Linked DNA regions of Mus musculus: regions 1 and 2 are each linked to region 3. A link is a loop called in an ENCODE intact Hi-C map of the cell type or tissue named here. Cell type or tissue: left cerebral cortex. All regions are shown on one strand.

Region 1 (2,500 bases), 130 kb before region 3:
CTTGTCTTACTTTCTTTTCCTGTCAATTTGATAAAACACACTGACATATGCAACTTATGGGAGAGAAGGCTTATCCTGGTCATAGTTCAAGGTACAATCTATCACAGTAGGGGATTCCTGACAGCAAAAGCTTGAAGTAGCTGGTCATATAGATCCACAGTAAGGAAGCAGAGAGCGATAAATGCTTGAACTCAACTTATTGTCCTATTTGTAGACATTCAAGTTCCTAGCCTAGGGAATGGTGCCACCCACAGTGGAAAGGCCTTCTCTGTTTGATTAGCCTAATGGAGGTAATACCCCCACAGGCATACATTAAGCCCATCTCCCCTGTGAGTCTAGATCTCATCAAGCTGGCATACGCATCAGCCATCACGGATCGGGAGATGGTGGTGGTCGTGGCCGCACAGCAATCTGGTTGCTTTTATATCACCAAATAGTTTAAAGTCAGACAGAAGGGTAGAGTCCATGGCGTTTATATATCATCCAAATGTAGAAGCCACTGTTTTGTGTCAGTATGAAGTCATACTCCGGCAGAGACCTGTCTTCACGTCATATAGATCCCGCACCACAGCTTGAGCAGGGCAGAGTCTTTATTTTTATGACAATCGTGACCCTTGATCCACAAACACTTTAGCAGTGTAAGCAGTGGGTAAGACTACAAGAACCAAGAAAGCTGAAAGTCACCATTCACATGTTGACCTTGACAGAAAGACTGCAAAAACAAGGGCTTAAACTCAACACAATCTGCCACCAATTCAGAACGAGCTACTGCCGTGTACCCTAAGGGACTGGGGCGCATTCACCGTTGAACTTGAACTGAATTTTTTTGACTCCTGTATATTTAAATTCCCATCAACACTGGGACTGCCAACTCCACTTCTGCTGCTGATCACAGAACTCATCTCTTATCATCTGGCAGAACCGCTCCCATGAAAACGCTCGAGTTTTGAACATCCTGAGGTGCTGAGGACACTTTGAAAAAAACGTTAAACAATAAAAACTGTCAGCAATTACTGGAAATGGAAAGCCAGCCAAGCCTCTTTGATGGAATTTTTTTTTTTAATGCCTGGAACAACCTTCCCACACCCACTCCCACATCTATCACACAAGTGCACTTCTCCTTTCACAGTTCACCTTAAGTCACTTCTCAGTGACTCTATAATGAAGGCAGAGGAGAGGCAGTGTGAGGGAAACAAAGAGTACTCGCCACCCCACCCCAACCCCCAGAGCAAGGCTTGGGGTTGCCCAGAGCCCCAACCTAATTATTATATTCATGCTACATTTTTTTCCATTCTGCTCAATGAGCTAGTGTTTTCCAGTGCACATCTCTATATTAACCTGTGTGTGCAATACCCATCTTCACTCTGAGAATCCTCAGTGGCTCCAGGATAACTGGCTGCTCTGAATGGGCTAGAGACTCTGGGACCATGCTGAGTCAGCCAGGCCAAGTGTGACTCACAGTGCTCCTGCTGAGAAGCTAAGAATCTCCTTCTTGGAGAGGCAAGGGGTTTGTCACAGAGAAGGAGCCACACACCCAGCAAGCCTTTCCATCCGGCAAACGTAATTCAGCAAATATTTGCCAAAGACCTACTAAATGCCAGGCGGGCATAATGCCAGAAATTGGGGACAAAAATATGCCTAAGACGTGGACCCAGGGAAGAAACAGCTGGTGCTTCCTATAGCAACCACATTCTCAAGGAGTCATCAGAACACTACTAGGGGGGGTAAAAATAGCAGCTTTGCCCTCAAAAAAAAAAAAAAAAAAAAAAAAAAAGAGAGAGAGAAAAACTAAAATAAAAAATAAAAATGCCAAGTACACATACGTCAGCCAGTTCCCAAGCAAACATTACACACTGGAAGGACAGATTTACAAGCCTGGTGTCGTCTTTGCAGACTTTCCTCTTCAGAACTCCAGTTATCACATACTCCAGACACATAAGTGTCCCAATGTCCCCTAAGCAACAAAAACCAACTCACACCGACGTGAATGCAAGCCTCAAGGATCTACTACCACGAACCTGGAGCTCACTCATATGCTATGCTCCACAAACCTGGCAAGAAGCAACTCTTCATTTGCAGAGGTTAACCCCCCCCCCCCCCAGTGCCTGGCACGAGGCTCAGCCTATGACAAGCAGTTAAAAACATTTTCGGCACTAGAATCATGATTTAGCCACCTGCATATTACTGTAAAAATTAACAGTTAAAGAGTCTGTTGTAGCTCATCTGAAGCAACAATAGCACCTATAAAACCCTCACTCCTGGTCCCTCGACACCCGAACATTCCCTCCTCCTTTGGGATCTGAGGAAGACAGATTCTGGCCCCTTTGCTTGATGGAGACTAAAACCACAGGTGTCCAGATCTTTTCTGTTAAAATGACAGGATTTGCAGTGAACCTACATACTCGTGGGCTGGAGAGATGGCACAGTGGTTAGTTAAGAGCGTTCCCTGCTCTTTCAGAAAGGACTCAGGTTCTCAGTACCTACACAGCAGCTAACAACT
Region 2 (2,500 bases), 90 kb before region 3:
CCCAGGTACGTCCAGTTGACAGTGGAGGTCAGCCATGTTAACGTCACCCTTTTTAAGTAGACACACAAACAGATAGCTGTTTAACTACAACAACCTTTCCTTTCTTGTTTGTCCCCCAAATCTCATGTTGGTACCAAAATATAAAACACAGTGCAACTTTTACAAGTGTTGTAGTGTTTTGTTTTGTTTTGAATTCCAATGATTTGAAAGTCCAAGTTCTCTTTAAAAGTCTAAAGTGGGGTGCTATAAAATCAGAAACAAGCTATATGCTTTCTTATATCAAGACAGAAGAACCAGGGTATAATTACAATCAGATTGAAGCAAAAGAAAAACATGCGCCATGATGCAATTCTTCTCCACTCTCTCCTAGGACTGTAGTTTATCTTCCACTAAAACAAACTGGAAATGAGGGCAGGGAAAAAGTTGAAAGGAGGGCTCTTAACTCCAGACTTAGTGGCATTCAGGACCAGATAATTTGGTGGCCCTAAACTTTAAACTGGCAGGTAGGTGTTCAGCAGACCTCTGGTCTCTATTTGGTGCCAGAGTCAAATTTGGTTACCCCTTGTCCCCAATGGTGACCATCAAAAATGGTCTTCAGATGCCTTGGTTGAGACCCATGAGTCTAAGATGTGCACCAAATCTTCAGACGGTTTCTCACCCTGAAAGAAGGCTTCGGTGGGGATAGAATGGCTGACCACCCTGAGTAGGAAATGCTTGGGACTACAAGTGATCCAGGTTTCAGAGTTTTTAAGATTTAAAAATACTTACATATAAATTAATTGAGTACCTGGTGGATATGATCTGAGCGCAAAAGCAAGCCTGTATTCATATACAACTTGTAGCGCACCTATCCTGCCGAATGTCATCTTATATAACATTTTAAGTAATTTTCTTCACAAAACAGGCTTCATTGGGATTTTTCTACTGCGGCAGGTTGCCGTTCTAAAAGCTTCAAATTTGGGGCTATTTCAGATCTTCACAGTAGGGATACATATATACACTCTTAAGTTACAGCTGGTCTCATTCAAATGAGTTTCCCAAGAATTCAGGCTGTTTGGCATTTCAAAACAGCTTTAAGTCAAAAATTCAACCACAGACTTTTTTTTTTTTTTTTTTTTTTTATAAAGGCCCCACTAAACTTACTCCCAGCCACAGGCAACGGAAACACAGTTTTTCTGTAGCAACCCTCAGCTCAACCCATAAAGGTATTCTCTATCTAGGCTGCTGACATGGGCTAGGGGAGGGTCAGAGGTCGTTTACACTTCCCGAGAGTTAATGTTATAACTCAGTACAACTTTTTTTTTTTTTTTTGCCTTGATGTCATTAATAAAACTCCTTCAGTCAAAAGGTTCAGTGCAACGCAGACCCCGAAGCAGCGCACGGGCTGGAAGCCTGGCTCTGGTTACAGGCAGATGTCCTAGAATCTGATCCTGGGAAGCGGCTGCCATCCTGCACTTGGAAGTCAAAGCTACTAAAGAAACAGATAATTTTCTCAATGAGGTCTCTCCAAGAAAAACGACTTGAAGATGCTAACAAGCCTGCTTTGAGCAGCTCTGAATTCTCTCCTGGCTTTCGGTTTCAATTTCAAAATGACATAGCAGGAAAGAAGATACTAGAAACCTTAGCTCCTGTTTTTACCGAGATCTTAAAGCAAAACTGCAGTGTCCAAGGCTGGGTGTGAAGTAGACAGGCACAAGATGGGTCCAGGGGAGAGCTACCTCTGACCAGAGTTGAGATGGGTCTTGACGGCCGGAGTTACCAAGACTGGTGACTATGCAGAATGTTCTTCCAGGAATGTCTGCCCACATCCTTGGTGACTCGAAATAACCAATGGCCTTTCAAGACAGCAACTGTGTTTCACCCTCCGGAGATTAACCCGCAGTCAACCGTGGCCATGTTGATCAAGGCAACGATGATAACCACAGGTTTGCTTGGAGGTTTTTCCTCTACTGAAACAAAGTCTTAAAAGAAGGTTTGTGACTCCGGAGAACTAAGGGCCAAGGTCACAAATCAAAGGCACTCGTTACAGATTCTCCCTTCTTTCATCTCTTCAGATAATTTACAGTTAAAAGGAAAAGAGTGATATTTGAGGCAGTCAACTTTTATCACATGCATGAGCGTGCAAGAGGCAGGAATAAAGCTCTCTCAGGACTCAGCCAGTGGCTGAAGACGCTGGCTGCTGTGACCAAAGACATGGACCCTCAAATGCCCGCAGGAGGGAAGGAGAGAACTGCCTCACACAAAAATTATCCTCTGACCTACACACACACACACACACACTAACTAACATTAAATAAGTGAATAAAGTATAATATTAAAATTATTTTAAAAGAGTTCCCAGGGAAGGTAGAATGAATTTTATGAATTTAAGTTGGGGTGCAAGGAACTTCTGGCACTGTGGTATGTTAACATCACCAAACCTATCTCCAACCAGGCAGCCTGGGTTAGCATCAGAGAGATGCGTTAACATTACTGACACAAGCACGGTTGAGCGCAGGCC
Region 3 (2,500 bases):
TTCTCTAATCTTTCTCTCAAAGGCAACTAACTGGGAGGCCTGAAGTCTCTTTATGCTATTTCTAACAAAATACCACTGCTTGCCAAGCCCTCTTAAAACGAAATGGGGGCTGGGGGAAGGGACACGATGCCTTTTCCAGTTCTCCATCAAGTACAGACACTTCTCGTATTTATTTTGGCAAGAGCTCATTTGTACACTGAAAGGCACAGGCCCACGTCTAACTGCAAGTCAAGCCGTTTCTCTGTCTGTCGCAGAATAGAATCGAGGCCCTCCAAGGTGTGGATAAAACTTAAAATTTCTGTCCTCTTATTTTAGATCCTGGTTTCACATGAACTCGCCTCTCAGAAATAATAGCTCGTTTTAACCACAGTGATACTTTTTTTCACTGGACCAGTGATACTTTTTTTTACTGGACCAGGCCACAGTAATGTGCCCACCACATAAACTCAGTAACCAGGGGAAACTGAGAAACCCCCTGGGAAGAAAACTGCACAACTTTCTCAGTCTTGGCACTGGAGAGGTGAGAGATTTGTGTGTGGGGGGGTGAGTGTCTCTTTATATGTCTTTCTCTCTTCTATTTTAACCGATTTAGCTACATGGCTTTAAAACTGTAAACTGACTGGCAGGGTCACAACTAAATCATGTCACATTCAAAGTTCCTAAAACATTCCCCTTCATTTGGACTGTCTGAGCAATGTTGGGCTACTTTTCTGTTATCTTTTCAGTTATAATATAATCTTTCTGTCCTTAGTAGGCTTAAGGTGGTGCCCAACGTAAGTGCTAGAGTGCAGCTCTCTAGACGTTCATTAAATTATACCCGTAGTATCATACAAACTGTTTACTGTGTAAAGCTCCAAGCAATAGAATGGCTTGTATCATCTCTCACTTAGCTGCAATATATATATATTCAATTACTTCTGAAGATATCAAAGATCAGGAGCAACAGATCCAAATTAAGGAAGATAATATTCACAATGCCTGCCTACTGTCAGTATCCTTTTTTTTTTTTTTATAATGTAGACTGTAAAGTTTAAAACTGTAACAGTGGAGATAGGCTTGCCAGATAAGTCATCTCCTTTTCATAATGTAAACCATCTAGAAAGCCAGCCAACACTGTCAGCAATTTCTATTATAAAGCATGGGTGTGCTGTCCTCTCACACTTGAAAGGGTTAAGTGCCTACCAGGCCAAAGGCTCTAGACTGAAAAAGAAAATGTTGCTTTAGTCAGCTCTGAAAGGTTTCTAGCAAGTATCAAATACTTGTTGATCTGCTCACAATGAACACCAGCAGGATTGTGAGGCTCCTTTCTCTATCTGGGGAGATGCATTTACATACTGTCCCCAGTAGGAACAGCGTGTTGGTTTCCCTTTAGAAAAGCTAAGTAGCTCGAAGCCCCATTCAGTGTCTCCTGACTGAAAGAAGACAGCAATTGAAACAGTGAAGTCTCTCCCCTCCCGGTTCGGGGCAGCTCAAATACTGTGCATAAAACACTTGGAGTAGTTCAGGCAAACCCACCTGAATGGGCCAAGGAACACTGTCTGTAGCCATGGCAACCTGATCTAATTACATGAGTGATCAGGGCTGGAGTAAGTGTACAGAAAACTAACACCACAGACAGTATCTATGATGAGAGAGGCAGACAGGCAGGAGGCTTCTCAGCCTCAGCTTTATGTGGAAGGTGGCGTTCAAGCCAATTTATTTGCAAAGCTGCTAAAATATTGACTGATGCGTGGCCAGTTAGAGGACAATCAGAGGAGATTAAATGCCACAGCTAAGCTGTTATGGTGCAATCCCTTTCCAAGAGTTCTTGCGCATGTTTTTTCTTCTCTCTGGTGGCTACCTCTAGCTTCCCCTGGCATAAGCTTCATTCAAAAATAAAATAAAAATAAAAACCCTCGGCTATCAAACTGTCTTAGCTACCCACCCACCATCAGTAAACCAGAGGGTAGGCTTAACCCAGGCTTCTAGGAATGGCAGGGCTCTTCATAAAGCTGGACACGGTTTAGCAAACACTATTGCAAAAAAGTAACCAGCTGCGCCTAAAAATACCCAGCATGTAACTACCTTGTTGCCTACGATCTATAGCAGTGCTGTTTAAATATTAAGAAGAGCTCGCATTATAAAACAGAAATGTCACTGAGATGACACTACTAGGTTGCTACAGGGAAACATAGGGCATACACACATTCCCCTGCATACCAGGCAGAATGTGAGGTGAGAACTCTAAAGCATTACTTTTTATTCTGTAGGTGGTGTGGGGTCTTCTAATTTTACTAATTGTATCCTGTGGCTCTCTCTCTGACAAACTAAGAAACCTCTTCGGGGACAGAACCAGTTTGGAGGAGTTCCTACTGCACAACATACGGTAAACAAAATAAAAATAGCTTGCCTTTCTTGTTAGCCACATAGCGCATTATATAACCAGCTTCCGACTGGCTTCTTTTTTTTTTTTTCCGCCCTTACTACTCTTCAGCAATTTCCCAACCTTCCCCAAGTATTT

Evidence for each region. Hi-C counts contacts between places; a loop is a spot of excess contacts. Peaks named below come from ENCODE experiments on the same cell type or tissue, not always from the same donor. Only the 100,000 strongest peaks of a DNase experiment are listed, where the experiment ranks them.
Region 1: a loop joins it to region 3, with 2.3 times the contacts of the local background. A loop is called at or near these places in 9 of 42 quality-filtered maps.
Region 2: a loop joins it to region 3, with 2.0 times the contacts of the local background. A loop is called at or near these places in 10 of 42 quality-filtered maps.

The regions. Positions count from the first base shown.
Region 1 is chr13:45,826,279-45,828,778 of GRCm38, forward strand. All of the region lies in intron 3 of Atxn1 (ataxin 1), which reads right to left. Among named protein-coding and RNA genes, the nearest start is that of Atxn1, 140 kb to the right of the region's middle. In left cerebral cortex, no CTCF peak of the experiment used is centred here; DNase peaks (open chromatin) are centred at 1,108 and 1,503; H3K27ac peaks cover 467 bases.
Region 2 is chr13:45,870,542-45,873,041 of GRCm38, forward strand. The region is part of intron 2 of Atxn1 (ataxin 1); the gene reads right to left. Among named protein-coding and RNA genes, the nearest start is that of Atxn1, 93 kb to the right of the region's middle. In left cerebral cortex, no CTCF peak of the experiment used is centred here; DNase peaks (open chromatin) are centred at 968 and 1,701; H3K4me3 peaks cover 752 bases; H3K27ac peaks cover 787 bases.
Region 3 is chr13:45,960,618-45,963,117 of GRCm38, forward strand. The region is part of intron 1 of Atxn1 (ataxin 1); the gene reads right to left. Among named protein-coding and RNA genes, the nearest start is that of Atxn1, 3.1 kb to the right of the region's middle. In left cerebral cortex, a CTCF peak has its summit at 1,323; DNase peaks (open chromatin) are centred at 108, 1,399, 1,484 and 2,287; H3K4me3 peaks cover 2,497 bases; H3K27ac peaks cover 1,001 bases.